Linked DNA regions of Mus musculus: regions 1, 2 and 3 are each linked to region 4. Evidence: chromatin loops called from intact Hi-C (ENCODE). Cell type or tissue: heart. All regions are shown on one strand. Each heading gives the region's core, and the rest is flanking DNA. Links, peaks and the distances in the headings are about the cores only.

What was found. Hi-C counts contacts between places; a loop is a spot of excess contacts. Peaks named below come from ENCODE experiments on the same cell type or tissue, not always from the same donor. Only the 100,000 strongest peaks of a DNase experiment are listed, where the experiment ranks them.
Region 1: a loop joins it to region 4, with 3 times the contacts of the local background. A loop is called at or near these places in 7 of 42 quality-filtered maps.
Region 2: it touches region 4 in a loop (4-fold over the local background); 20 of 42 quality-filtered maps call a loop at or near these places.
Region 3: a loop joins it to region 4, with 4 times the contacts of the local background. A loop is called at or near these places in 4 of 42 quality-filtered maps.

Annotation. Positions count from the first base shown.
Region 1 is chr15:12,821,325-12,828,958 of GRCm38, forward strand. It overlaps 6030458C11Rik (RIKEN cDNA 6030458C11 gene), which reads right to left and starts at 3,333. Exons shown (of 9, transcript NM_029998.3): 1 at 3,143-3,333; 2 at 2,237-2,382; 3 at 80-229. The coding sequence starts at 3,223. Drosha (drosha, ribonuclease type III) reads left to right here and starts at 3,491. Exons shown (of 35, transcript NM_026799.3): 1 at 3,491-3,614; 2 at 4,741-4,843; 3 at 5,903-5,968. The coding sequence starts at 5,952. In heart, for the core only: no CTCF peak of the experiment used is centred there; a DNase peak (open chromatin) is centred at 3,417; H3K4me3 peaks cover 2,916 bases; H3K27ac peaks cover 1,853 bases.
Region 2 is chr15:12,248,979-12,256,612 of GRCm38, forward strand. Mtmr12 (myotubularin related protein 12) reads left to right here. Exons shown (of 16, transcript NM_172958.4): 8 at 2,375-2,450. Among named protein-coding and RNA genes, the nearest start is that of Mtmr12, 48 kb to the left of the region's middle. In heart, for the core only: no CTCF peak of the experiment used is centred there; no DNase peak of the experiment used is centred there; H3K27ac peaks cover 240 bases.
Region 3 is chr15:10,467,120-10,474,753 of GRCm38, forward strand. It overlaps Dnajc21 (DnaJ heat shock protein family (Hsp40) member C21), which reads right to left and starts at 3,397. Exons shown (of 12, transcript NM_030046.2): 1 at 3,146-3,397. The coding sequence starts at 3,242. In heart, for the core only: no CTCF peak of the experiment used is centred there; DNase peaks (open chromatin) are centred at 3,212 and 3,492; H3K4me3 peaks cover 1,897 bases; H3K27ac peaks cover 1,392 bases.
Region 4 is chr15:11,968,065-11,975,698 of GRCm38, forward strand. It overlaps 1700047G03Rik (RIKEN cDNA 1700047G03 gene), which reads left to right. Exons shown (of 3, transcript NR_040447.1): 3 at 1,406-2,019. Among named protein-coding and RNA genes, the nearest start is that of 1700047G03Rik, 4.8 kb to the left of the region's middle. In heart, for the core only: a CTCF peak has its summit at 3,968 (motif pointing right); DNase peaks (open chromatin) are centred at 2,757 and 3,997.

The DNA.
Region 1 (7,634 bases), core at 1,541-6,540, 850 kb after region 4:
TAGGAAGTTACTACAGGAATTCAAAGTATAATGAAAAGAATTCAAATCCTTCCATACTCATTGAAAATGAGGAAATTACCTGATGGTTGTGGTAGAAATGTCTTTGCCTACTAAGAAGCAGTGCTTGCCCTCCCTGATTTGCTGGGCCCACGTGGGGTGGAGCCAGATTACTTGAGAAAAATGGCCAGCGTAAACTGCAGGCATAATCCAATTTTCGATACTCAGTTCTCTGAAAAAAAAACAAGAAACAAGAAACATTAAAATATTAATGAGTGTTTTTCCGCAAACATTTTAAGACAGTAAGTTTTAAGTGTGGTCCCTTGGGAGGTTCCCGGGACTATTAGGGTAACGCTGTTTCCATGGAAACATGATTTCTGTTTGCTGCATGAGCATTTGTACTGACTGCACACAAGCATCCTGGTGGGTCGGTAGCCTAAGAGCCAGGCCTCGGGAGGTCTTTTAGTAGTCACTGCATGTTTTATAACTAACTATCACTCTTGTCCAAAGGTAGTTTGACTGAAAAATGTTCTCAGTTTTATTAATTCTTGCTCCTAAGTAGATATTTTAAAATATTATGTGAAGCAAAAAGAGGACCACACCAAAACTGCTATAGACTGTGAAGTACAACAGTTGCTTCAAGAAAAAGCCCCAGCCCCTCTAAAATTAGCACTTGAATCATCAATAACAGAGTTGCGAAATAAGTATCACTTTTTCTTTGAAAGACCAATTAACTGGTTATTTAGACAGCAGAGCGGTGAACTGGTGGATTCTGTATCCTAGTCAAGCTTTAGAAGCTTGTGGAGTTTTGGTGGAGGACATTACTTATCTGAGTTAGTACTGACACTACTATCTTGTTTTCTAATCCCTTCCGTAAGAGCATGAATTTTCATCATAACTTTTTCAATCAAAATGACATAAACAATGGACTGAATGAAATGGATGAGAGTCCAGGTGTCATTTACAAGGGCAAAAATTAAAGAAATCTTAAAAAATTTAAATAATGCCACGCAATAGCTTTATAAATGTACTTTTTTAAAGTAAGAAAACTTGTTTATGTAGACATAATAATTTAATATTTTACAATGAACATTTACAAATTTCATTTTTAATTTAAGGAAAGTAAACACAAACAACACAACTCATTATTTCCAAGGCTTGATTTTTGGAAGTATAAAAGAATGCAGACACTTGAGCACGGTGGCACGTGCATACAGTCCCTGCACTGGGAGGAGGAGCAGGAGTTCAAGGTTGGCCTTGGCTATAACAGGTTGATCCCCAACAACTGGGAGGTGGGGTGGGGGTGGGACTGTAGCCTGGCGGTGGAATCTGTTTCCCAACAGGGCAGCTTTGTTGGGCCTCAGTGGGAGAGTGTCTTAGTCAGGGTTTGTGTTCCTCCACAAAATAAAATGGCCAAAAAAACAAGTCGGGGAGGAAAGGGTTTATTCAGCTTACACCTCCACATTGCTCTTCACCTTCACCAAAGGAAGACAGGACTGGAACTCACGCAGGTTCAGGAAGCAGCAGCTGATGCAGAGGCCATGGAGGGATGTTCTTTACTGGCTTGCTTCCCCTGGCTTGCTCAGCCTGCTCTCTTATCGAACCAAGACTACCAGTCCAGAGATGGCACCACCCACAAGGGGCCTTTCCCCCTTGATCACTAATTGAGAAAATGCCTTACAGCTGGATCTCATGGAGGCATTTCCTCAACTGAAGCTCCTTTCTCTGTGATAACTCTAGCCTGTGTCAAGTTGACACACAAAACCCACCAGTACACTAAGATATTAGTTATCAAGGGTAGGAATGTGTGGGGGTTTGAAAAAGAATGGACCCAAAAACTCACAAGTGGTGGTCACAAGGGAGTGGTCTCTATTAATCCAATCAAGATAATCCTCCACAGGCAAGCCCTGCAACCGACTTCTCAGATAATTCTAGACTCTGCCAAGCATCTTGACAACACTTAACCATAAATAGGCTTCAATGTAGCCCTGGCTCTCCTCAAACTGTAATTCTCCTGCCTCAGCGTTCCAAGGGCTGGGATCACAGGGATCAGCCATCGCACCTGATCCCTATTTGGCTCTTTTAGTGGGTAGAAAAAAAAATGTTCTAAATAAAAATTTAAAAGGCAAGCAAACAAACAAAAAATGCAAATGTGAGTGTAGCAAAATCTCTTGTTTATCATCTGCTATATGTTGTATTTCAAATACATAAAATATGACTAAAAAAAAAGTCACATTACCCAAAGAGTGCTTCCTTATCAAACACAGTGTCTGCTGGCATGTTCACAGGGATAAGGAGGTCTGGGTGGGAGTCCAAATGTAAGAAACTTATATTACTGTCAGGAAGATGCTTCGAACCTATGGCCCGGTATATGAAAGGCAGAACCTGTAATACAGACACACACAGTGAGAACTGCACACTGTCAAGTGCAGACAAAACAAGAAACTGCACCAACCTGAAGTGCATCAAGTGGTCAAACATGGGAACATTAAAAAAAAAAAAAAAAAAAAAAAAAAAGCTTTACCATAGATGGTTTCTGATGATAATCTCCAACCACTCACTCTAGCATTAAACTGTGTTCCAGGTACTCTAAGTTTTAGGGCATTTTCTGTCCCTTTAGGATGGTGAAGTGGGACTAGATGACTTTTTCCTCCTACATGCTATACATCCAAGTTTACCAACAAATTAAAAAGCACAGAGTAACCCAAAGTTGGGTTTGTCTCAGAGATCTTCTTTCTTTCCTCCTTTAACTTTCTCCATCAGTAAATAACCCACTTTTCCTGGGGGAAGGGGTGTATCGCAGAGCTTCACTCTTGATCCCTTTTGTTTTATATCCAGAGACCCTCCAGGGGTCCTATAAACAAATCCAGACTTGCTAGGTCGTCTTCCAGAAGTCTACCCACTTTACGACTGCACTGCCATGTTGTACATTAATAAGCGCTGAAGGCTTTCCTCTTCATATGACACGAGCTACGATTATGGTCCCTCAGGTCCTGGCTAACCCTCTCGTTAAACCGTGGGATGATGACGTTGGTGGTGGTGGGGGACAGGCTGCAGCCAGCGTTAGGTGCTGGTCAAGCCTCTGCAGGCTGCTAGGGTTCGAATCCCTCCTGCCAGGGCTCCGTGGCTTGTGTCGCCCGCTCACCTCCTGGTGATCCTCCACCACCCACACCGGGAGCTTGGTGTAGCGCCTGAGTCGCGCGCGGTCGCCTCCGGTGTCACTCATGTCTCCGCGCGTCTCAGGGAGGCCGCGGGACACGCGGGAGAGGAGCCCGGCTGCCCGAAGCCGCGCGCCCCCAAGGCACGATCGCGGCGGAAACGCGCGCTCACCCGGTTGCGCTTCCGGATTGGAGGACGACACGGTGGAAGGGCGAGTGTGAGACCTGTAGACAATGTCGATTGGTCTATACGTCCGTCACTCTCGCTGATCCGCCAATCACGGTGCAAAAGGTGCTGCGACGCGCTCCGGAGAGTTTTCCCTCCCCAGGTCCGGATTTCTCCGGTTTGCCTTTTAATTCCCGGGGCTTCCTGTTCCGGAGGCGTGGGTGGCGCCTCAGCCGTGGAGGGTGTTATAGTAACCAGGCTGGGCTTTGATGGCGGCGACCCCGGGACTCTCTGTAGGTAGACGGGGGGCGCCTGATGGGTTTTCAGAGAACGAGTATCGACCTAAACGATCCTGGGAGTTGGGTCTGGGTGGCTTCGGGGCAGCTCTGCGGCCAGGGGGAAAAGAGCGACCCGGTACAGATCCCGTAGATAGGAAGCCTTTCATCTATTTGCGAAGCGCGAGCCGTGGTCCAGGCGCGGGGCCGCCCGGCTTGCGGGGGGAGGCGAGTCCCGGAGTCCCGTACTTAACCTCGCAGGCTGGCGGGAGATGCAAACCAGCCAACGTGCTCTTCATCCAGCAGGAGGCCGGGCTGCAGGTTGAACCTGGGGAAAGTGCGGGGTTTTCAGTGACTTAAAGGCACACCTTGCAAGTCTTGTGTGTCGTCGGTCCTGGACGAGTAAACTGTTCAGAATCGCGCCCTCGGTTTCCCTGCTTTCAAAGGGCATCCCAAGAATAGGTATTTCCCACTTGCATTAAATTCATTGATTTGAACTTCGCATCCATAGTACAGTGGTACAGTATCTAGCTTTTATTTTTGGAGGGGAGTGTGTGTTGAAACAGGGTTTCTCTGTGTAGCCCTGGCTGTCCTAGAACTCACCGTGTAGACCAGGCTGGCCTCGAACTCAGAAATCCGCCTGCCTCTGCCTCCCAAGTTCTGGGTTTAAAGGCGTGCGCCACCACTGCCAGGGCCTTTGTCTAGCTTCTCTAACGGAGTGTGCCGTTTTCTCACTGTGGAGAGGTGTTAATTCCCTGACTGTTGTCCACCTCTAGCTTCAGTAGAGTCCTTTTTATTCTCCAGGACTCTCTACATCCTTACTTTATTGTATTTATCACATCGCGTTTTTCTTTTTATAGTGTTCGGGACATCGTATTACTGTTGTTATTATATAAACATTTGTATATGGGTTTTGCGATCCTTGAACTCTGCAGGCTTGTGTGCCTTATAATCTTTGAGCCTACAGAGCTTGGGAAAGCGTCTCACGTGTGCTGGCTCAGTAAGTGATGGAATCGGTGAATGTATACCTCCCAGGTGGTTTTGAAAACGCGTATTTGTGGGGAGCGGTGGAAGGGAATTGTAGTGACTTAGAGGCATGCACAATGAGGGAGAGTCAAACTTGCCTGCGGTTTACTGTGTGCAGAGACTGTGAATCCTGCAGGAATGACTGAATGAACCCTTGATTCACGGACATGCCGGAGGAGTTCAACATGGGCACACACGACTGTCACAGACGGCAGATTCTGGTAAGCTCCGTAAAAGAAGTGAGTCTACACTAAGCAGTAGCAATCTAGGAGTGAGCTTGCGTTCCCAAGGGAAGTCAGTTCTTCACAAGAGGTTAGTGGATCGGTAGGAATTCACTGGCCAAGTAAGGGAGAGCAGAAGCAAAGACGTTTCCTGTTAGTGCTTGCTATGCTAACTGACCTGGAAAGTATGGGCTAAGAGGGGCTTTGGAGAAAGAAATCAGGTGATAAGCCTGGGAAAGTTGGGTTCAGGTTCTGTAGGGCCTCCAATGCCAAGCGTGGTGTTTGTACTCAATACTGTGAGTAGCCTGTGGTACCAGCAGTAGCTCTTTGAGTCCCAAGTTTAATCATGAGAGTATTGGATTGAGGAGCAACCATTTATCTTATTATTTGGTAGCTGTTTTTTATTGGGCCTTGGCTGTCCTGGAATTTTAGTTCTGTAGACCAGGCTGCCTGCTTGTTTCTGCCTCTGCAGTGTTGGGATAGCCCAATGTGTGTGTGTGTGTGTGTGTGTGTGTGTGTGTGAGAGAGAGAGAGAGAGAGAGAGAGAGAGAGAAAGCACTTTGTGGAAGTTCATTTGTGTTTACAATGTTCTGTGGGAAGAACTGAGAACAAAGTAAAGAATGAAGAATGGTCACTGTTGGTTAGTCAGGTTGTGGCTGTATTTGAAATTGAATTCAGGTTTCACTGGGATTTTTCTGTGTGTGTGTGTGTGTTGGTTTGATCCTAGCTCTACAGTGAAGGGAAATTTGTCTGTGGAGGATGGAGGACGTCTTTCCTTAAGTCTTTTACTAAACCAGAGACTGGAGGTGGCTGCTTTTGGTCATCTTAGCAATGGATAGTTTTGGGCTAGCACAACTGTCCAGCTAATAAGGACAGCAGGCAGTTTGCTTGGAAAATGGACAATAGCTCAGTATTTTGTGAATACAAATCCTGATTTTGTGAATAGGCTAAAATTACTGATAAGGTAGTTTTATAAATTTTGTAAACAAAAACGCCCCCTCCTCTCATTTTTAGCACTGGCAGTTTTAGAAATGTGTTTAAACCTTTTCTGTCTTGTAGAACCTACATCGTGAGCGGAAGATGTAGCCTTTCTACAGGACGCATCGAGATGCAAGGCAATACGTGGTAAGTGGTATTCTAGGAATGGCAGTTTCGAGAGCCTAGAGAAGAGAGGGAAGGTAGTGCGCCAGAGAGGGTGGGAAAGGTTCAGATACAGGGGAAGGGCAGGGACTGAGTTCATTCTGTTATCTGTGGTCATAACTTGTTCAGAGATTTGTGAGTACAGCTAGGAACCAGACCAGAAGAGTCAAAGAAACATCCTAGAGCCCCCTCCCCCAACCCCCATGAGCTTGCAGTTCTTGATGGCACGTCAGTGTTGAAGGTAGACTTACCTAATGATTGTTGAACTGTGATGCTTGCAGGACCTGCTGAGAAGCCGTGGAGAGTATTGTAAGAACAGGAAATCTAAGGAAGGTGTATTAGTCGGGGTTCTCTAGAGTTAGAGAATTTATACAGTGAATCTCTTCATTTCATAAGAAGACTTTGTTAGAATAGCTTACCTCTTTTTCTAGCTAACTGTGATGGTTTGTATATGCTTGGCCCAGGGAGTGGCACTATTTGGAGGTGGGGCCTTGTTGGAGTAGGTGTGTCACTGTAGGTGTGGGCTTTATTTAATACTCTTCATCCTAGCTGCTTGGAAGGCAGTATTCTGCTGGCAACCTTCAGATAAAGATGCAGACCTCTCAGCTCCTCCTGTAGCATGCCTGCCTGGATTAGGCTGTTGTAGTTTCCCACTGACTTTAATCACAGGACATGGTAGTACTAAGAGTTGCCCTGAGGGATCTCCTGCACTCCAGACATAATCCTTACCTCCATTGTGGAGAGGCTGTCCAATTTCCCCATGGTGACATGGATCTATCACCCCTCCTAACACTGTTACTCCTTTCTTAGCCTGCTATTGTAAGACTTCGACCCTTGGTCAGTGTACTTACTTTGAGATCACCCCCCACCCCCCCACCCCCATACACCCACACACACACACTGAGACACTGAGATGCAGATTGATGCAAAAGCAAGAGCTTTATATTCTGGCTCAGCCTTCAGTTAAATCTCTCAAGGCGAATGACTAGAAGGCGACCCTGAATGGCTATTACATTGACTAATATAGAAGTTAGTGATGAGTATTCTTCACTGTCAGCTTGACTAATCTGGAACTAAAACCCAAAAATAGAAGCGACAATTGAGGGGATTTTTGCTTAATTTGAAGTAGGAAGATCTACTTCTGATGCAGATCTTCGAGGTGGGAAGATGCATCTTTAATCTACCTGCATGGGAGCCGGGCCACACCTCCTGCTTGGAAGCCTCTGTAAGGGTGTGGGAGAAGGAAGCTCCTGCTCTTTGCCCGCTTGCTCTTGCCTTGTAAGCAAGTCCACTCCTTCACTGGAGCCTAACTTCTGTATTAGTCAGGGTTCTCTAGAGTCACAGAACTCATGGGTAGTCTCTGTATAGTAAGGGAATTTGTTGATGACTTCAGTCTGCAGTCCAACTCCCAACAATGGTCAGCAGCAGCTGTGAATGGAAGTCCAAGGATCTATCAGTTGCTCGGTCCTACAAGGCAAACAGTGTGGTGATGGGGTTGCTGAAAGATTAGAAAGAATATTATGGTAGCTAGTTAAAGAAGTGCTTACTAAGTATTATTAAAGCATTTGCAAAGAAAATGGTAGGAATTTTTTATTTGGGGAGGCAGAGGCAGGCTGATCTCTGTGAGTTCCAGACCAACCTGCATCATAAC
Region 2 (7,634 bases), core at 1,389-6,388, 280 kb after region 4:
AAATTAGCTTTCTCGTGTTCTTCTGTTTAGCAGGCATATTCTTGTAAAGATGTTTCTCCTGAAGATAACAAAATCATAGTGTATAACTAAATTTTCAAACCTTATTTTTAATGATGGTTCTTAAGTGCTTTAACCTCCCTTGTGGCCCACCAACCAGAGGGAGCGGAAAAGAAAAGACACAGGTGGGGGTTGACCTCTTTAGAAAGTTTCTTTGGAGCATCTCCCGTCTATGTTGTCTGAAAATCGGCAGTTCACAGGTTAGCAGGCAGCAGCAGCTCTATCCACTCACAGACACTTCAAACACTACACCAGCAGTCCGGTTCAGTAGAGTCAGGTTAGCAACAGTGGTGACAAGACCTAGCAGAGACAGCCAGGCCTTAACCAGTCAGCAGGAGGGACCCGGAGGGATGCCAGGAGTTCTCCGCTGTGTCTCTCTCAGGGAAATGAAAATCAGTGAAGACTTGAGACCCACAAGTGTTGTACAGCTAGCTGTACCAGCAAGTCAAGTTCTGTCTCTATTGCTCTGTTGAGTCCATTTATATCCTCCGAGCATCACGTTTTGTCTCGGCATGTGCATCCAGTCAGCCAGAGTCCTCAGAGTTCCACAAACTGAGCTCTGCTATGCAATGTAAGGTGGACCAATACATGTGTGTTGTTAACAGAGAATCCATCACATGGCCTTTCATGTGTTTGCTTTAGCAGAACATTCTCTCTCCTGTGTCTGCTTCAGCGAAACATTCCTTCATGTGTTTCCCCAGTAAAACATTCCTTCATGTGTTTCCCCAGTAAAACATTCCTTCATGTGTTTCCCCAGTAAAACATTCCTTCATGTGTTTCCCCAGTAAAACATTCCTTCATGTGTTTCCCCAGTAAAACATTCCTTCATGTGTTTCCCCAGTAAAACATTCCTTCATGTGTTTCCCCAGTAAGACATCCCTTCATGTGTTCCCCCAGTAAAACATTCCTTCATGTGTTTCCCCAGTAAAACATTCCTTCATGTGTTTCCCCCAGTAAAACATTCCTTCATGTGTTTCCCCAGTAAAACATTCCTTCATGTGTTTCCCCCAGTAAAACATTCCTTCATGTGTTTCCCCCAGTAAAACATTCCTTCATGTGTTTCCCCCAGTAAAACATTCCTTCACGTGTTTCCCCCAGTAAAACATTCCTTCATGTGTTTCCCCAGTAAAACATCCCTTCATGTGTTTCCCCAGTAAAACATTCCTTCATGTGTTTCCCCAGTAAAACATTCCTTCATGTGTTTCCCCCAGTAAAACATTCCTTCATGTGTTTCCCCCAGTAAAACATTCCTTCATGTGTTTCCCCAGTAAAACATTCCTTCATGTGTTTCCCCCAGTAAAACATTCCTTCATGTGTTTCCCCCAGTAAAACATTCCTTCATGTGTTTCCCCCAGTAAAACATTCCTTCATGTGTTTCCCCCAGTAAAACACCATCCAAACGACTTTCCAAAGAACCCATTAGTTTCCACTTCAATAGTGTAACTCAGAAAGAGCCTCAGTCAGTGTGGTGTCTTAGTTTCCCTTTTTCTTTATCTGTAAAATGAAATGATCACACTACAGTCTTGACAGTGATGTTGGATTAAATGCATTGTTCGTGTAATGGATTGGGGAAGTCTGCCGCGGAGGAGCACTCATAAACGTCAGTGGTTGGCAGAAGTAGGCTAGGACTGGGTCTTTCTCCTGTTGTTGTGTTTTTGTGTTGTTTTGAGACAGGATTTTCCTATGTAGCCCAGTCTGTCTTGGAAATCATTTTGTAGACCAGGTTGGCCTTGAATTCACAGAGAGAGTCTCCTAAGAGCTGGAATTAAAGTCATGCCGCCATGCCTGTCTCAGAGTTGTGATAAAATGGATAGCAGTCATGGTTACCAATTTTCACATTCGATTTGTGTAATTAGAAGCAACACAGGTGTTTGTGTTGTTACTCTTTGATGAAATTTTGAACTATATATATTTTTAGATATCACATTTTCTAGTCTCCCTCCTTTTCAGTGTTAAAGGTCAAATCTAGAGTCTTGTAAGGGCTAGGGGCTCTGCTGCAGAGCCATACCCACTCCCCCATCTTCCTCATTTGTAGAAGAGGACACCGACCCAGAAGGGCAGAACAACTTAGCTCCCTTGCCAGCAGAGTCAGGGCTGTGCAAATCATAGGCAGAGCTAGGGCTGGAATCCGGATTCCTAGCCTGTCTGATCACAGTGCTTGTCTGTCAGCAGTCAGCCGCCCAGGGATAGCAGTTCACCTGGGCTGGGTCTCAACGGAAGTGTGGTCCTTTGTGTAACACTTTGTTTTTTCTTTTGTGAGTGTTTACAGATTTTGTGAAGTAAGTGTCTAAGAACTGATGCTATCTCTTGCTTCTAGGTTGCCAGCATACTTCGTTGTCCCCACTCCCCTTCCGGAAGACGATGTGAGGCGTTTTCAGGGCCATGGTATACCAGTAAGTACATCTGGAAACCCCGGCAGAGAAGACGCAGCGCTCTCAGCCCATCCTAGCATTGATCCTTAGGGCCCTTGGCTTAGTGCTCCAGAGTTTGTCTGCAGTGTAAGAGGAATCCAAAATACCACAGGGACTCCCTAGGCTGCCTCCTAAAGGTGAGCTCCCTGGAGCAAGTCCGAAGCCATCTTGAGGTTTTGGCAGACGCTGAGGCACTTGAGGAGGAGAGTAGGCCCACTGCTTTACACTTCAGCATTCGGTGCCTGAGCCGACACTACTCACAGTGGGATTTAAGATTGCTTTGGGCCAGCTCTGTTAATCTTGATCTGGGCATTGCTGAGGCTTCTCTTATAAAACAGCATGAAGCACAGGATAGAAGGGATGAGAGCCATCTTTAATGTCACTGGCCTAATAAAGCACGACTAGATGGACCCGACTTTTAATTGTTGACAGAGTTCCACAGCCTGTGGGAATTTGGTCAGGAATCAGAATCGTAAGCACGTGACGTACACAAGGCTGCTCTGCCAGAAGAGTCTGGAGTGTGAGCTGAGATGGTAAAACACCGTCACATTCCCAGAGCCCACGGAGGGCAGGCTGGGCAGGGAGTGAATATCCCTGTGTCTGGCCCAGAAGGGCAGCGCTTCAGCACCAGCCTGTAGCTCTGGTGACTGAACATTGCCAGGTGGCTGGATTTTTTTTTAGAGGAAGCCAGAGATGCAGATTGCTATGTGAGTTTTCCTGATCTCCAACTAGATGTAGTTAAATTGGAGAATTTGAAAAAAGTTCTTGGGATGTAGCTGGGTCACATTCCACCAGTGTCCAGCCCTGACTGACAGCTGAGGTTTCCATACTTACCTTTGCATTCTTGAAAATCCCCATAGTTGTGAAAGAGTTTTGTTTATGTGGGTTGTGCCATTTTAGAAATTCCAGTTAAAACTGGGTGTGATGGCTCATGCCTGTGATTCCAGCCCTGGCTGAGCCAGGAGGATTGCCGTGATTTTGAAGCCAGCATGCATTCCCTAAGTTTTAGACCAGTGTAGACTAGAGTGAGACCGTGTTAATTTTTTTTTGTCAAATTGAATTTTAATGAAAAAATATAAGAAGCATTTTATCATTAAGCATTAAGCATTTATCATATACGTTTATGGAAAATAACTATCTAAAAAGCCAAATGGGATAGCACAATTTTGGATTTTGGAAATAAAAGACAGCTGGATTCCTTTATTCAGTCTGTGGTGGTATGCAGAAGACCAGTTACAGACCACAGAGAAACTCCAGCTTCAGGCATGTGCATTTGGAAAGGAAGGCATAGATAGGCTGGACTGAGCATTTTATTATTTGACGGTGCACCAGACATGGTCCGTAACAGTTTCACAAAGGTGACCATAGTAAGGAATTTGAAAACACAAGTAGGGGCTGGCGAGATGGCTCAGCGGGTGAGAGCACTGACTGCTCTTCCGAAGGTCCTGGGTTCAGGTCCCGGCAACCACATGGTGGCTCACAACCACCCGTGGTGAGATCTGATGCCCTCTTCTGGTGCGTCTGAAGTCAACTACAGTGTACTTATGTATAATAATAAATAAAATCTTTGGGACGGAATGAGCAGGGCTGACTGGAGCCAGCAGAGGTCCTAAAAATTCAATTTCCAGCAACTACATGAGGGCTCACAATCATCTGTACAGCTACAGTGTACTCATATACATAAAATAAATCTTTTAAAAAAAAGAAAAGAAAACACAAGGAACTGTTCCTTTTTTGTGATTAAAATCCACCAGTCTGTCTTAAACTTTGAATGGAATTTAAAGGATGCATTTTGTCCTGTTACACATTCTGGAAATATTGTTTCATGGGTGAGACATGTAGATACTGACCCTTCAGTCGTATCCTCTTACCAGAAGAGTCCATATAGGAAGCTATTCATAATGTTACATTCTAGTTTTCCACATTTCTAAGTTTTTGCTTTAAAGCTTAATTTTTTCCCCCATCGACAACATTTTATAAATTGCTTTCTGTGAAGTGATAAATTCAGTTTATTCACCTTGTAAATTTTTTTAGAAATACAATTTTTTCAGGACTTTGTACACGAACACTGTATTTACATCACTTTACTCTTCCCTCTCTCAACTCTGCCTTAATTATTATATAGTATAATAACTGCATGGGATATAATTGTTCCATGTGTATACATATGTCTATATACATGCACACATACACATGTATAAGTAGTGTGCATGCATACACACAGTGTACTGAGTCCGTTTGGTGTTGCTTATATGAACCCATATTGATGGCTGACCCTTTAGAATTAGATAACCCATGAAACCTCAATAACATGGTTAGCTGCCTAAAAATGACCCACACAATGAGAGCACTGAGATGCCATTGTGAATGGGGTAGAGTCCATAAGCTCAGAAGCCTAGATGAAGAGTTCTGTGCAATCAGTGGAGGCCGAGAGGGAAAACCAACCTCTGACTGGTGCTGAGCCATCAGTAGGTTCACCACGTACTGGTACTGTGCCTCCAGTGCACATCAGCACAGTGGAAATGTTGTGGTGTTGTGGGTACCTGCAAGGGCCTTGGGTCTCAGAACAGTGCGCAGTACTATTGGAAAAGTACACTTGCTTGAGAGGAATGAAAATGAGTGTCTCCACCTTCATGGAGAAATATAGAAAAGAGGGTGTGACGTGTGACGTGGGAAGAAACAGAAAAGGAGAGCTATCCACACACGTGGGAATGAGGCTCCTCCTTCATGGCTGCACATGGGAAATCTAGATACAGCTTGTTCTCTCCAGGCCTTGGGGCTGAGGCATAGGAAACTGTCTCCTAAGAAGTAGGGGAAGAGCCAGCCACATTTGTTAGGAGCTTTATTTTAGGAAGGTGGTGTTTGCTGTTTTAACATCCTTAGTGGGGTGCATGGAGAGCAGTAAGATACCACACAGGATGGATTGGACGCTGATGCAGCAGTCAATCTCCTCCCCTCCCCTCTCTGCCTCACTCGCTCTCTTTCCCTTTATTTGGTGCTGGCCTCCCATCCAGGGCCTCGCCGTGTGCATCGGCTGCGGCTATGGCTTTTAACCCTCTTCTGACTTGTGCATTGATCACCAGTATAGTGTCAGGTCATTCTCGTCCTTGCCATTTTTGCTAGGTTGCTTGTTTAGATTTACTCTTTGAAATAAAGACTAGCAATTAGTTGTCTCTTTGTGCCTCATATGAGATGACACAATTATGGTTATAAAGGTTATTACATATGTCCCAACTGAAAAGTAAGAAAGGTCTGCCCCCTTCCCCACTTTTTGCCCCAAATAAGAACTTAAAATGCCGGGTGGTGGTGGCGCAAGCCTTTAATCCCAGCATTTGGGAGGCAGAGACAAGTGGATTTCTGAGTTCGAGGCCAGCCTGGTCTACACAGTGAGTTCCAGGACAGCCAAGACTATACAGAGAAACCCTGTCTCGAAAAAAAAACCGAAAAAAAAAAAAAACCAAAAAAAAAAAACCTCTTTTAGCCGGGCGTGGTGGCGCACGCCTTTAATCCCAGCACTCGGGAGGCAGAGGCAGGCGGATTTCTGAGTTCGAGGCCAGCCTGGTCTACAGAGTGAGTTCCAGGACAGCCAGGGCTACACAGAGAAACCCTGTCTCAAAAAAAAAAACAAAAAACAAAAAACAAAAAACAAAAAAAAAAAAAAAGAACTTAAAATGATTAGAGACGTTTCATTTTTTGGGTACTGTCATCCAGTCGTGACTAGGAGTGCCCCTCGTCTACATCCAAGTAAGTTCCACCAGCTGGTAGGCGTGACTACTTAGGGTTTCAAGAAATTCCTCTGTCCTTTTGGCAGCAGACATAGAAGCCTGTGGTAGTTTTTGCATGTTGTTTTCTGTCATAGTGGAGGAGGGGGAGAGACACAAAGGACCCCTCGGTTTTTCCAGTGTCTGAATACCGCTGCCTTGTATGACTTACATGTTCAGGTTGGCCCTAGAAGGGGAGTTGCTCTTTGGGGGACAGATGCTAAAGCAGTCCTCAGCGCTCACTCTCTAGTTGACATCACTTCCCATGTCAGTAGCAGCAGCCCACTCTCCTGAACACATAGTCCCTCATAGCGCCCCAAGACAGTTCTTTCTGATTCTCGGAGTCCTGGATGGCTCTGCTGTTCTCTAGCTCCTGTCCAGGCAGCTGCTCCCTTATCCAAGGTATGACTTGTTCATGGCAGGTGGTGCTGAATGGGGCCTAATAAGAGGGAAAACTGGCATTTCGTTCATTCATTCATCATTGATTCATTCATTCTGTAATGTGTGTCTGACAGGTCAGAGGACTTTATACACTCAGTTCTTTTCTTCCATCATGTACATTCCAGGAATTGAACTCAGATTGTCAGCCTTAGCTGCAAGCATCCTGCTGAGCCAGCTTTCTGACCACACCCCTCCATTTTTTTCTTCCTAACATTACTTGAGCCAAGGTAGATGGTGTGGTCGGCAGAGCAAGGTCTAGACAGTTAGCCACTGCAGCACCTGTAGCAGGACACAGAAGCTGTGCTTGTGTGCCTAGCCAAGGCACCAAGGCACACTACTTTGCCCGGGGTCATTTCCAAATAACAAAAGCAGTGCCCAGGAAAAACCATGCAGGCACCTCAGCCTGTCTTCAGTTACTCATCCCCCTCCCTTTGTTGCTCCTCCATGTCCATTGATCCCAGTGGCCCCTATGCTGTGTCTTGGCTGTTGTTCCTCCATGTCCATTGATCCCAGTGGCCCCTATGCTGTGTCTTGGCTGTTGTTCCTCCATGTCCATTGACCCCAGTGGCCCTATGCTGTATCTTGGCTGGTGTTCCTCCATGTCCATTGATCCCAGTGGCCCCCATGCTGTGTCTTGGCTGTTGTTCCTTCATGTCCATTGACCCCAGTGGCCCTATGCTGTATCTTGGCTGTTGTTCCTCCATGTCCATTGACCCCAGTGGCCCCTATGCTGTGTCTTGGCTGTTGTTCCTCCATGTCCATTGATCCCAGTGGCCCTATGCTGTATCTTGGCTGTTGTTCCTCCATGTCCATTGACCCCAGTGGCCCCTATGCTGTGTCTTGGCTGTTGTTCCTCCATGTCCATTGACCCCAGTGGCCCTATGCTGTATCTTGGCTGGTGTTCCTCCATGTCCATTGACCCCAGTGGCCCCCATGCTGTATCTTGGCTGTTGTTCCTCCATGT
Region 3 (7,634 bases), core at 810-5,809, 1.5 Mb before region 4:
GAAACCTTAAGTCTCAAATATTCCTGTCAAGACACAATAGTTCCTTTCAAATTAAATAACCTAACAACTTTTTAAAAAAAGTTGACAATTGATTCTTCTTAAATTAAAAAAGAATAAACAGCCGGGCACGGTGGCACACGCCTTTAATCACAGCACTCGGGAGGCAGAGGCAGGCAGATTTCTGAGTTCGAGGCCAGCCTGGTCTACAAAGTGAGTTCCAGGACAGCCAGGGCTACACAGAGAAACCCTGTCTCGAAAAACCAAAACCAAAACCAAAAACAACAACAACAACAAAAAAAAAACAATAAACAACGGTTGCCAGGTGTGTGTTCCTTTTTATCAGTAATGCACCTGGTTCAACTTCTTCCCATCCCTTCCCTCCCTAAAGAAATTTGTAGAAAGCTAGCGCGTTTAAACACACAAAACCTATGCATACACCATCTAATAACAAGATATAACTTCTGAATAGAACTTTTTTCTTAAATAATGTTTTCAATCTGTCACATGGCTTTCACTTTACGTAAGTGCATCTGTGCTAGATGGCTGTGTCGAACTGAGATTAACAGCCGGAGTCTAAAGCTGTTAAGCAAAAAAGGAGCCTACATTTTGGCACAAGTACCGCAAACAGTCACTGCGGTTTACCAGGCGTCCACTCTTGCACTATTCTGTGTGGTTTTCTCCTGACACAAGCCCACATTCTGCTGTCATCTCCTAAACCTTCTTACAATGCCTTCTGGAAGCTTTTGTCGGCCCATCCCTTGCAAAGTTTGCTCTGAGAAAGCATCACTTCTCTGCACTTCTCTTGTTACAGCATTCCTATGGCAGCCCCATGGTGGTACAGGCCTGTGCCTGGACACTGGTCCCTTATCACTATTCCTTCTAGTGGTCTCCTCTACCACCACGATCTCTTTCTCCCCTCCTCTCAACCACTGAGAAACTAGCATCTTGCTCAGTATCTCCACTATGGTACTTCTGGCATCACCTCCAGGCTGGCCTCTCTCTCTGAAACACTCTCTCCCATTACAACCAAAGAGAAACTTGAAAAACTGGTCACATTTATCGCCCTGGTGTTTCCAGTTCTTCTATGGTCTACCAAAGCTCTCAGGCTAAAATGCTACTCCAGAATTTAGCATTCCTCCTGACCTGCTCCTACTTGGTTGGTTCTGCTAGCCTTTCTCTTATGCTCCTTCCTCCTCTCTCCAATAGCCACAGTTACTTCTTCACAGCCAAGCTTCCAGGATGGCTTTTCCCGTCTCTCACCAACATACACAAAGCTGGCCAGGCATGGACTAATCAACACTTGAATTTGCCCTCACACAGACCTTCTCGTCTAGGATTCAAAATCCCTGTTTTCTTTCCTGTGTCTCCACAGAATGCATATTCAACCAGGGCAGAAACCTCTCCTGACTGGTTCACCTAGCAAAGTGTATGCATTTGCCCTTAGAATTAATTCTGTCTTGACCTTTTCATTCTGAAAATCAAGGCACTCCCAACTTCCTTCCAATTCCTAACTCAGCTTCTAATGAGAACTAGCCATTACACTATGACAACGTATGTTTTCTTTGGATTTATCTACCTTGACTATTTCTTTTGACATCCTGCTATGATAAGAATTCTGCCCTTTCAATAGGTGTGTGCACACGTTTCTCATTTATTGTTATCACACCAATACTTATGGTTTTTGTTCCATTTACTAGGGTCTCCAGTCTTCCACTCTTGCAAACCATTCTATATCCTTCCCCAGTAAGTACTGCCCTCCATTCCCCTGGGACTTCTTTGGCCCACCTTTGTGCTCTTCCTGAAACAGGACAGTCCCAGGCCCTCCCTGTGTTGATGCCTCAGCATCTCTAGGTACACAGAGGAACCCAGACCCCATTACATGAGTGCTCACTAGTTGCTGTATTAACCCAAACAGCAATGACACTATTTTACTCAGACAAATAGTTTGCGTCCATATGTGCAAGGCTTGTTTTCCTAACAAGACTGAAGTCCCTGTTTTAGCATTTCAAAATGTACATATAGCCCGGCAGTGGTGGCACACGCCTTTAATCCCAGCACTTGGGAGGCAGAGGCAGGTGAATTTCTGAGTTCGAGGCCAGCCTGGTCTACAGAGTGAGTTCAAGGACAGCCAGGGCTACACAGAGAAACCCTGTCTCGAAAAACCAAAACCAAAACCAACAACAACAACAAAAAACCAGCTAAAAACAAAACAAAAAACCAAAATCTACATATTATACCCTCATGCATGTGACTTGCATCTTCTCGACAGGGATGAGAAAAACTGAGCTTCAACTTGTTTGCGTTATATGGCGTTTTTTCCTCCTTTAAACAAACAAACAAACACTCCAAACTTATTAGTCATTTATATGACTATCCATCTTCTGTAGACTCTGGTAAGAACAGCTTAAAGGTAAACCGAAACTATTCTTAAAACACAACTACAACAAAAAACAGGTAAACCAGTCACGAAGAAAAAAAAGTATGTAAAATCACCCATGCCTGATGGCAATGGACAGTAATCCCAAGTAATTGCATGTAATTTACTTGGTAAGGTGAGGCAGGACGATCACTCGTTCAAAGGCTACCTTGGCAACGTAGCGAGAGACCCCATCTCAAAAGTGATTCGTTAAAAAAAAAACCAGGGGCGGTGTTGTGGATGCTGGAGCGCCTGGCAGCAGGTGCGCGGCGCTGGCTTTAATTCCCAGTACCCAGAGAGGCGGGATTGAGCCTCGGGACTCCCAAACAGACGGGGTTCAACTCCGAAGTTTCGAAGCCTGGTAGATGAAGAGACTTCGCCAAAAGTCCCGCAGACCCGTTTCACAACCACAGCAACCATGCCGGGGAAGCAAACTCCTAAGGAACCTCGCCCAGGTCTCCCGCCGTGGCAAACTCGTGTCCCGTGCGGGGCCGGGTCTGCGGGAGCCTGGGCATTGGGAAGGCGGGCGCGAGCGGGCCTGTTTAAAAGCCTGTCCCCCGGCTGGCCGGGCGACGTGAGGGGCCGGCAGCCCGGCCGCAGGAGCCGGAGGCGGCTGAGCGCCGAGCCCGCTTCCCCTCGGCGGTGCGGGCAGGGCCCCGCCGTCCCCACGGCGTGCGCCCCGCCAGGCCCGGGGTCGGCCGGCTGGGTCCCCGCCCGCCGGTCACCTACCCGGGTGCCACCTCAGGGCCAGCTTCCGATAGGCCTTCTTGAGCTCCTCCTCGCTGGCGTCGCGCCGCACCCCCAGCGCCTCGTAGTGACACTTCATGGCGGGGCTGGACACCGGGCCGGGGCCCGGGGCGGGGCCGACGCCCGGGCCCGGGCAGAAGCCGCAGCGGCGGCGCTGGCTGTCCTCTCCTCCGGCGGGAGCCCGGCGCCAGCAGCCCGCCAGCCAGCGAGCCCGGCGGCGGCGGCGGCAGCGGCGCGGGGTGGCGGAGGCGCGCGGCGGTGGACGACGCGGGCTGCGGCACGCGGGCGCGCGGAGGGGGCGGCGCCGACAGCTCCGCATGGGCGGGGGCTGGGCTGGGTTCCGGGGGAGCGGCGCGCCGCGGAGGCGGGGCCTGGGCAGGGGAGGCTGGGCGGGGGAGCCACGCCGAGAGTCATTGTGAGGGACACAGTAGGCTGTTTGGGTGGCACTCCTAGCCGGCCTGAAGGCAGGGCAAGGTAGGCTTGATAAGGAAGTAGTTTGGGAAATACCTTCCGGACCTTCGGATTAGTTCTCTGCAGACGAGGCAACTGGAGCTTCAAGGAGTTAAGTGCTGAGTTTCAGCCAGAAGTTCGTGGTGGAAACACACCGGGATTTACCATCTTTTCAATTCTCTTCAGCTACCACTTCCTAGGATCTCTTAATTCCCCCCCCCCCCCATCTTGCCTGATAATGCATAATAAGGGACAGTAAATAAGGTCATTGCCTAAATCAGTTTTTAAAGCATCTTAAAGGTAGCGTACCAAAAGCCAGGCTAGGTGCCCGGTATGAAGAACACAGCTTTAATCCCAGCCTCCACCCAGGAGGCAGAGGCCAGTTTATTCAGGAATTCCGAACCACACCTTCAATTATCTGTGAATTCAAGGCCTGCTTGAATAATGAGTTAAATTCATGATCCTGTCTCTGCTTCCCAAGTGCTGGGCTTACTGGCCTCCACAGCCAGACTAGGTTCTTTTACACATATATTAAGCAGAAAATGTCCACATCATAACAAGTACTCTTCCTAAGAATAAGTCATAAAGAAACATCAACTAACCAGTGTTGTGAAATGTCTTAACATCCAGCCTTGCTAAGACAAGACCTTAAAAAGAAAAGAGGAGCTAGGCGGTGGTGGCACATGCCTTTAATCCCAGCACTTGGGTGGCAGAGGCAGGCAGATTTCTGAGTTCAAGGCCATCCTGGTCTACAAAGTGAGTTCCAGGACAGCCAGGGCTATACAGAGAAACCCTGTCTTGAAAAACAAAACAAAACAAAACAACAAAAAGTTTATATAAAGCATTTCCTCTCCTGAGAACTTTCCTTGATGAGGGTGGGGTGGGGTGGGGGTGGACACATTTTTTTTTTCTTCCTCCCTGTGTGCTTTTGTTTGCAAACTCTAGAAGACTGAGTTGCCTGACTAGAGATGATGTTTCATGCCTGTGATTGCCAGCAACTGGGAGACCAAAACAAAAATGATTGCCATGAGTTTAAAACCAGCTTTCTGATTTAAAAAAATAAAATAATTTTTAAATACATGTCTTTTTTTTTACAACCCGCAAAAACCTGTTCCTTTACATGGAAATATTTAATAAAAGTTAAGATATTTATATGACCTAAGAGAAACCTGAGTGCTGAATGACAGGTAGATAGATAGATAGATAGATAGATAGATAGATAGATAGATAGATGATAGATAAATGGACATGACTTCTCCTAGGTTTGGTGGAGGAGAAAGTTTATTGTGGAGATAAGGGAGAGCATAGGCAGAGTCCAGAGTGAGTGTGACCCTGAGCCACATAAGGAGAGGGGAGGGGGGAGGGGAGGCGTAGAGTAAGACCAGAAGCAGGTAACTGAAATGGCTGGGTTATACAGGGAAGAGCCTCAGGGGGAAGTGTAGCTCCTGGGCTGGAAAGTCCTTGGTAGAGGGTAAAGGACACTTTATGCCTATAACAGGTAGGAACTTAGGGATGCGGGGAGAACCTGAAGGCCAAGTCTGCTTTTGATATGGTGAGTTGGACGGACCTCTGCCTTTTGCCCCAATGTTTGAGACTTTACTAGCTTAACCAGCCATGTATCTCTCTTGAATCCTAACTTTCTGCTATTAGCTTAATTGGCTTGAGAATACAATCATGGGGTAGTATTTAGCCAACAGGTTTTGGGGGCTGGAGTAGTCTATATTACATACATGATGAGATGTCTGTACATTTATTCCAATCTATTAGATGTCAAAATGGTATCCTAAAGCCTATGAAAGCACATTAATAACTTTAAGATGGAATGTTTACATACATCAGGTAGCTGTGGGTTCTATTTAATAATATATAGCAAAGACATTCATTGATAGCATCTTCGGTACAGGGAGCAACTAAACAGATAAAGGTGACAGTCCTTTCCTTAATATCCTGCCCCCTACACAATCATAAAACCCAACTGAGCTTCAGCAGTTTCTCTACATATTAGATATCTAAGTCATTACTTAAATAGTTGCCTATTTTCTCCATCATTTGTTAAGGTGGTAACGGATAGGGCTGGAAAAGTTTGGGTTTGCAAGATACCTAGGATCTTCCTTCTCCTGAGAATGGATTAGGGGGTGGAGGATTTTCCCCTTCAGCCATGTGTACTTGTTTGTAAACTCTGCAAATTTCTTTACTGCTTTGGGGTGAAGGTCATCTATTTTGGCCCATTACAATGGATTGAAATACAGAGTTAAACTGGATGTTATTTCAGTCATCTTCCATTGGTTGGTTTTGAGACTATGTAGTCGAAATTGGTCTGGAACTTGCAGGTCTATAGTTGCAGCCAGTAGGTCTCTAGAGCTAGGTAGGATTACAGGCATGAGTCACCAAATTCTGTTAAAAAGGCATTTTAATTAAACATACTGATTTTGTATAAGTGATCTGTGAGTGAAAGGAATGCAATTTGGGGAATAAAAAACCCAAATTAAACTGTTAATTTAAAACTATGACTAGAGAAATTAAGAGGAGCCGTGCGTGGTGGCACACACCTTTGATCCCAGCACATGGGAGGCAGAGGCAGGCAGATTTCTGAGTTCAAGGCCAGCCTGGTCTACAGAGTGAGTTCCAGGACAGCCAGGGCTACACAGAGAAACCCTGTCTCGAAGAAAAAAAAAAACAGAAAAAAAAAAAAGAGAAATTAAGAGGAAAAAAAAATGCAAAAGGAAAATTGTGAAACTGGAAAATTCTACCAAAACCTCACAGTGCAGACATCTAAAAAATGAAGTTCATGTCTTTCAAAACTGGCAACTTTTTATAATAATTAATATGTAATAATATATAATATATTCTCTAATGAACTCTTCCTGATGTTTAACACCTTAGTCTCATTTTTCATTCAAGGCTTTATTCAACTGACTAAATAACCAATGGCCTTTTTTTTTTTTTTTTTTTGGTTTTTTCAAGACAGGGTTTCTCTGTGTAGCCCTGGCTGACCTGGAACTTGCTTTGTAGACCAGGTTGGCCTTGAACTCAGAAATCCGCCTGCCTCTGCCTCCGGAGTGCTGGGATCAAAGGTGTGTGCCATCACGCCCGGCTCTACCAATGGCCATTTTAATCTTCTGTATTTAACCAGCTATGGCCATGAGAAATTAGCCAGTTAAGTACTTCAGGTGAATCTCTGATCTGAATCACTTGCATAACTTAAATGACTTCAAGGAAAGGAGGTTTTTTTTTTTTTTTTTTTGGTTTTTCGATACAGGGTTTCTCTGTGTAGCCCTGGCTGTCCTGGAACTCACTTTACCAGGTTGACCTCGAACTCAGAAATCCACCTGCCTCTGCCTCCCATGAGCTGGGATTAAAGGTGTGCGCCAGCACCACCCGGCTCAAGTAGTCTTACTTAAACTATTTCAAGAAAAGTAGCACAAGTCTTCTCGAAGAGCAACCAGTGCTCTTAACCCGGAGCCATCTTTCCAGTCCCTACACACAAGTTTTAAGTGACTTCATGCTGGTCAACTTGACAAACTTGAGTCACTTGAGAACAATTGAGGAGGTATTTCTTTCAGACTGGCCTGTGGGCATGTCTACAGGGTATTTTGATCTCTAACCAATGTAGGAGGGACAAGGACCCCTGTAGGCAGCACCATCCTTAAGCAGGTAATTAGAAAAGCAGCTGAGCAAACCACTGATCTGTGTTCCACTGGATCTCTGCTTTATTCCCTGTTCCTATTTCCCTCAGTGGTGAGCCTGGAAGTGTAAATTATTTCCTCCCATTTCACATTGGGTAAGGAAGCTTATCACATCAACAGAAACCAAATGAGGACAAAATTAACTAGAAATTATATCTAGGGCCAGAAACTACATAAAACTAGAAATAAGTGAAAGAGAGCCCTACTGCAAGAAAACAGGATTAGTCTGATACCACTCCCAAAAATCCTAATCTCCCCTCAAAAATAGTATCTTTATTTTGCAACTGGTATTCTCATAGGCAAGACCACAAAAATATTGCTAAAAAAAAAACTTA
Region 4 (7,634 bases), core at 1,056-6,055:
AAAGCAACTTGGGGAGGAAAGGGTTTATTCCACTTACACAGCACCGTTCATCACTAAAGGCATGCAAGACAGGAACACAACCAGAGCAGGATCCTGGAGGCAGGAGCTGATGCAGACGCCATGGAGGGAGGCTGCTTACTGGTTTGCTTCCCATGGCTTGCTCAGCCAGCTTTCTTATAGAACCCAGAACACCAGCCCAGGGATGGCACCACCCACAACGGTCTAGGCCCTCCCCAAGAAACCACTAAGAAAATGCCATACAGCTGGGTGTTACAGAAGCATTTTCTCAATTGAGTTCCCTCCTTTCAGATGACTCTATCTTGTGTCAAGTTGACATGAAACTAACCAAGACACACTATAAAAATGATATTGTGTGGGACAGGCATGGTGACACCTTTAATCCTAGCACTCAGGAGTCAGAGGCAGGTGGATCTCTGTAATTCCAAGGCTAGACAAGGAAACATATCTCGTATACACACACACACACACACACACACACACACACACACACACTGACATCTTGCAGAATAAATGGCCAGTTCTTTATAAAGGTCACATGAAGGGGGCTAGAGAAACTACTCAGTGATTTAGAGCACAGGCTGTCTTGCAGACAACTGGGGTTCAGTCCCCAGCACCCACATGATGGCTCACGACCAACTATAACTCCAGTTCTAAGAGAGTTAATACACTTTCTTGGGGGGGGGGGGCTTCTTGGGCATCAAGAACACACACCAAACAAGCAAACATCCTTTTTTTTTTTTTTTTTTTTTTTTTGATTAAAAAAAGGGTGTGCATGGAGTTAGCCACAACAGTGAAGTAAGGTGAACTATGAGTCCATTCACCTGACCAGGAACTAGATAGATCCCTTGTATAAACCACTCTGTCCATAGTCCCGCTAAGGGGGGATAAGTAAGCCAGGGTATACACCAATTTACTCATCCATCCATCCATCCATCCATCCAACCACGGGGTACCGCTGGGACTTAACGTGCTTTGAAAGAGGAAGCTGCCACCCACGGTACAACAGCAGCTGCATTTTTTTATAAAGATTTTATGTATGTGAGTACGCTGTCTCTCTGTCTTCAGACACACCAGACGAGGTGTGTGTCCCACTACAGATGGTTGTGAGCCACCGTGCGGTTGCTGGAAATTGAACTCAGGAGCTCTGGAAGAGCAGTCAGTGTTCTTAACCTCTGGGCTGTTTCTCCAGGCCCAGCAGCTCTCTCTTAAACCGTCTGCTCAACTTTCTCCAAGACAGCACTGGCAAACCTTAAGGCATTCCCACATCACCTGGTGATCGTGTTGACAGAGGAAGCCTAGGATGAGACCTGAAATCTGTATTTCTAATAAGCTCCCCCACGGAAGGATACTTCCCAGTCTAATCAGCTATTTTTTTTCTTTCCAGTCATATTTCACCTCAGACTATGAGGAGGAAACAACGAAGTCATAGAGTCCGTCTGCCTTTCCTGATTCCCCAGCTATCAGCGGCACAATTTTCACATGAGGCTTTCTGAGCCCCTGAAAACCGCGCTGCTTCACGCCCGTCTCTTTGTGGATTCCATCTGGAGAGCCAACATGATCACTGCCTCTTCGTGGAGTGTCAGCCTCACAGTGTTTTACTGATACAGAGAAACTCCTGTGAATGGAATAAAAGCCTCGAAATCCAGAATACTCACTCCCCATGTGAGGCCACAGCACCAGATCATAGCAGCGACAGTGGTGGGCCGAGAGGGCGTGGTTACCGGGAAGGTCTGTTGAGTGTCTTAAATACTCTTCCCTTAGATGTCTTCATACATTTTAAGGGAGTGAGCTAGCAGCAGTTATATTTTTTATTATTTTTTTTGAGATTATAATCACATCATTTCCCCCTTCCCTTTCCACCCTCTGAGCCTTCCCATATACCCCTCTTTGCTCACTTTCAAGAAAATGGTCCCCCTTCCTCTATTAACTGTCATTTCATGCAAATATGTTTATGCATATATATTACTAAACATACAAATACAACCTGTTCTGTCTGCATAATGTTACATGTATATATGCTTTTCAGGGCTGACCACACGGTATTGGATAGCCAGCAGGCGTGCTCTTCCTTCTCTCGGCAACGTAGAGTAGCCTGTAGTTCTTCATGTAGGGTTGGATCTTCTTGGGCCACCCCACCCGACCACCCCAACCTCACCCAAGTTAGCATGTCTATTTGTGTCTTCTGTAACCAGCCCATGTTTAGTCAGTAGGTTGCTGAGAATTCACAAGTGTAGCCCCTGGTGTCCCTAGCTTCATCTTTTCATCACTTATCTTCCTGTATTTTCAATTATTCAGTATTTTCAATTATTTTAAGAGTTCCACACAACATATTTTTCAGTGGCAAATAATATCTAAGAACCAACACAAGTAACGGTTGGGGGTGGCCTGGTGCTGCTGTGCATTCAAATGCTAAATTCTGTACTCCAAGATCTGGCTGCCCCAAGAATTCCCACATATGCCAGCCTTTGTTGGGTAAACCTTGTTCCCCAATTTAAATCTATAGGTTAAATAAAAGTGGTAAATTCCTGGGGAGAGTAGGAGGCGGCAGGGTTTTAGTTACCAGGCAGGGATCACAGGCAGGGACCAAGAGGAGAAGGAGAAAGGGGGCGAGAGAGAGCACAGAGGAGAAAGAAGAAGGGAGAGGAGGAGAGCTCCATTAGACTCGATGGACCAGGAACACGCGCCAGAGTCAAAGGGTCTGCCAGGACAGACAGCTGGAGCAGAAATAGCCTAGAAAGACTCAAACAGCAAGTATCTGGGGAGCAGAGCTGGGGAAGTAGCCAGCCTCGCTAGAGAAGTGTAGTAGGGTGGTTTACCCCGTGACCGCACTAAAGCTAAATGAACGCCACATAATCTGAGTCTCGCTCACTTGAAAATCTAACAGGGATAGAGGACTCCTGCAAAGTTAGAGCTTGAGGAGAGACAAGTGTATTCTGGATAAAAGTTACTCAAGCTGGCTGATCCAAGATTAGAGATGACTTATGAAAATGCATGTAGCCTGACTTGTTCGTTCTACATAAAATTTTAAAATTAATACTCTGTTTGCTAAGGATGCCCTTAAAGTGTTTTCAGCTTGTGCTAAATCTACCCTGTGAGCCAATTTCTTTGCCATGCTTTTTAAAACATACGTTATCCCCATAGGTGGAAACGTCATCAATTTAATTTATAACGGATCTTTTCCCCAGGTTTGCTTTTTTTTTTTTTTTTTTTTTTTTTTTTTTTTGGACAGTCTTCCTCTTGTAGCTCAGGCTAGCCTGGAATTTACTATGTAACCCAGGCTGACCTCAAACTCAAAGTCCCACTGCCTCAGCTTCCTAAATGTCAGGGACTACAGCCATATGCCACCAAACTCAGCTAACTTAGATACATTTTAAAAAGAAACAAGTTCATTTGTTACTGTAAAGCAATATTTATATTTATGGCATTTGTTCAAAATCACATCAGAGCGTTTATAATGAAGATGTGGCCACTACACTCCAACTTTCCCATCCGTTTTATGAACAAATTGGTCAGCTTTTTCCTTGTCTTTTTTTTTTTTTTAAGATTTATTTATTGGTTATATGTAAGTACACTGTAGCTGTCTTCAGACACTCCAGAAGAGGGCGTCAGATCTCAGATTACGGATGGTCGTGAGCCACCATGTGGTTGCTGGGATTTGAACTCCGGACCTTTGGAAGAGCAGTCAGTCGGGTGCTCTTAACCACTGAGCCATCTCACCAGCCCTCCTTGTCTTTTTTTATTGAAGTTATATTAACTGAAGTGTTAAAGTTTGACAGGTTTAATAATAAAAATTATGTCTTTATTTTTTGTTTGTTTGTTTATTTGTTTTTCATCTAATATTTGTTGTGTTCTGTGCTGTGTTTTGTTCTGGTCCCGAGCTGACTGGAAATCATCTATTTCACCAGTTTGACCAGTGTGGTCACCGTTCTATCCCCTTCCTAGCCACCAGGTGGTGCTGCAGGACCGTCTCCCTGTTGCTTGCGTGCTCCTTGAGCTGCGGTAGAGCTGTCTCAAGTGTGACACAGCACGAACTTTCCAGATTTCCTTGCACGGAGCTCTCTTGAGTGTGTGATCCAAAGCCATCAAGAAACTCCCTGTACACAGTATTAATTCATAGCTCACGATACGTCTGGCTTCCTAGGCAGCCATTCATAGGCCACACCTATGTTTAAACATCTATTGGCGCTACAAAAAAAAAAAAAAAAAAAAAAAAAAAGCAAGAAGAGTCCAAATTTTCCAGTCACAAATAGAGAATCGAGTTCTGAAGAGTCCACCTGACGATCAGCAACAGTAGTTCCTCGGCCTGATGCTTTTATAAATCATCAAGACCTTTTTCAACAGACGCTTCCTCAAAGACGTCTGCACCAGACAGGGAGGAGAATGGAACCTGCCAATAGTCAAGTGTGCCACCACCTCCTGCAATAAGGCTTCCAACTGGCGCTTGGGACCAGGAGTCCCATTTCCTGCCTGTATATCTGCCCTGGCCACATTTCAGACTTCCACATTCACTGACTTCCACCTGGTTTGCTCAGGTAATCTTGCAACCAAGCTTGCGGGTTGAACATGGTAGGAACACACTCTGCCAACTGTAACCTTAAAACAAACCCTTTCTTCCTCAAGTTGCTTTTGCCAGAGTGTCTAATCACCTTAAAGGGGAAAGAACTAAGGCACTCCACAGAAATGTACTACATGGGGGGAACTTCCAGACCTGTGTTGGCGAATACTATGGTGTCAGGAGCGAGAGCCCTCAGGGAAGACAAAGATGCTCCGCCAACCCTTCCATTTGGCTACTCGCAAGCTGTATACCTCATCGTAAAGTAGTCATAAATTGAAGCCAGACATAGCAGGGCAAACCTGAACTCTCAGCACTTGGTTGACTGAGCAGGAGGCTTGTGAATGTGAAGTTACTCCGGGCCGCACAACAAATATGTCTCAAAAGAAGAAAAGGCTAGCCCAGGCAGGCATGCCACTAGAACAATCGCTGAGGGCTTGCATCTGGCAGAGAGATTGAGATCGGCCTGGGCTTTTGAACTCTCAAAGCCTACCTCTAGTAACATTATCTCCAGCAAGGCCATGCCTCCCAATCCTTCCCCAAACGCTTCAGTAACTAGACCAAGCATTCAAACCTAGGAGCCCAAGGGGGGCCATTCTCATTCAAACCACTACAGGCGGTTTTGGAAAAGTACTTTACCTCCAAACTCTTTCAGTGGAAACATGGAAGCATACATGTGTGCGTAGATATATCTACAATTTATTTTCAAACAGCAAGACAAAAAACATTGTGAATTAACGAGTGAAGAATATGTTTCCTATAACCATTTGTTCAAATTTCTCATGTACTACAAATGTACTACATGGGGGGGGTGGGGGGGGGTGGGGACGGACTTCCAGACCTGTGTTGGCGAATACTATGGTGTCAGGAGCGGGAGCCCTCAGGGAAGACAAAGATGCTCCGCCAACCCTTCCATTTGGCTACTCGCAAGCTGTATACCTCATCGTAAAGTAGTCATAAATTGAAGCCAGATTGGTTTCCTATAACCATTTGTTCAAATTTCTCATAGGTTTGGAGTTTATGAATGTAAAACCAAGCCCGAAGTAACTGAGGTGGGAAAAAGAGTCCAAGTGTCTAGTACAGTGAAGCGTAAGGGTCAGGGTTTGCCTGTCTTAACAAAGTGCTTGCCTCGCATGCACAGAGCCCCAAGCCCGAGCGGCACATAAACTACTGTGATGATGCACATCTATAAGCCCAGCACCCTGGAAGTGGAGGTGTAAGTCAGAAGTTTAAAGTCCTCCTCTACTACGTACCAAGTTCAAGACCAGACTGAGCCACATGAGACTCTGTCTCAAAAAGACACACAACACTAGTGTAATGGTCACTTTTATTTCCTCAGGTCAAGGAATGAGATGAGAGCTGTGCCCAAGCTGTGTGAAGGCACGGCTTGGGCTGAGCCCGGAGCATTTCTTTCTCTGTTCTAACTATCCCTAAGTCTCGGCATTGAAGCTTCCGGCCTCTGTACAATCTAATCTTCCAAGCTGAGTGATTCCATCCAGCTTCTCTTGGCTTTTGCCTGAATTGCTCTGCTTGGCCTCAAACCAACTTTGGCAATGTTCTAATCTTCTGGCTCCTTCTGTTTTTCACTTATGTCTACCTTGTTCTCTCTGTAATCTGACTCTAAAACTGTCATACATATTCTCTCTCTCTCTCTCCCCCTCTCTCTCTCTCTCTCTCTGCTCTTAAGTAGCCTCTCCTATGCTGTTCCTGTATGAGCTGGGTATATCCTATCTCTGACGCATTCTGTCAAATCCTTCTATGACCTGTCACTTTGTCTGCCCCTCAATTATACAGCACTTTCAAACATGGCTGTTTTCGTCTACAAACCAACCTTACCTTCATTCTTTGGAATTAAAGGTGTGTACTAAGGGCATGTCTGTAGTCCAGCCAGATCACAGACCTCGAAGGTCTTTCGATGTGATCCCTTGCCAGAGCAGCCATGTTGCTGGACTAAAAGTCAGAGGGGCCATCTGTGGTGTTACTTCCTTAGTAGAGGCATTAGGCTCACAAAACTCCCAAGGTTCTTCAGTACAGAATGGAGAAAGCTTAGCATTCCTTCTTTCGTTATCTACAGTAATACCTTAGGTCCCAGTACTGAAGGGACGGCAGCTGCTGGGATATGTCTTGCTAAGGGGAAAAGGGAGGCGTGACAATTGCTCCTGTGGGAGGTTTGAAGTTCCCAGACCAAAAGCTCCCATCTTCCTTCCAACCACAGTCGTCACTTGAACCAGTGTTTGCCCTGACAGCCAAGCCAACCCTGACCCGGTCCACAGCTGCTCTACAACCACTGGGAGAGTAATTCAAAGATGTCATAAATGTTTCTAACTCTTATTTCTATGTGATTATTTTCTCCTTTCCTTACACACCTTTATTCCAATGAAGTGTCTAAAATTTTAATCCCACTTACTTAACCATAGTTACTAGGTCTACCGAGGTCATGCTATCTGGTTGCAGTGTCTACTGGACTAGAGTAGGAGTAACTAACTCACTTCGCTAGTTAAATACGCTAGTTAAGAGCGAATCTGAAAGGGTTCCAGAAAGCATCCTACGCTCACCCACCGTAAAGATCCTGGTTGGTTGGTTAGTTAAATACGGCAGCATTTCCAGAAGAGAAGGAAGGTTCTCTTTCTGAAAAAGGGTAAGTCAGCTTAACAAAAACATAGGTGGGGGATGAATGCTCTCCTCTGTCGCTCCCCTTTCTCCTCCTGAAGTTGAACACCATCTTCCTTTGCCCTTGGACATGGCAACTCTAGGTCTTAGCCCTCCAGCCTTGGACCAGAAAGCTTCACCCTTAGCCCTGGTCGTAGGGCCTTCAACCTTGTTAGCCTTGCTTCTCTGCTTCTCCAGTCTGTGGTCCTAAGTAGGATCTTAAAGCTCAATGATCAGGCAGATGCTCATCCCAATACTCTGAAGGCAGAAACAGGCGGATCTCTGTGAGTTCAAGACCAGCCTGATCTATGTAACAAGTTTCAAGGCCAGTTGGGATTACATAGTGAGTTCCTGGTTGGTTGGTTGGTTGGTTGGTTGGTTGGTTGGTTGGTTGGTTGGTTGGTTGGTTGAT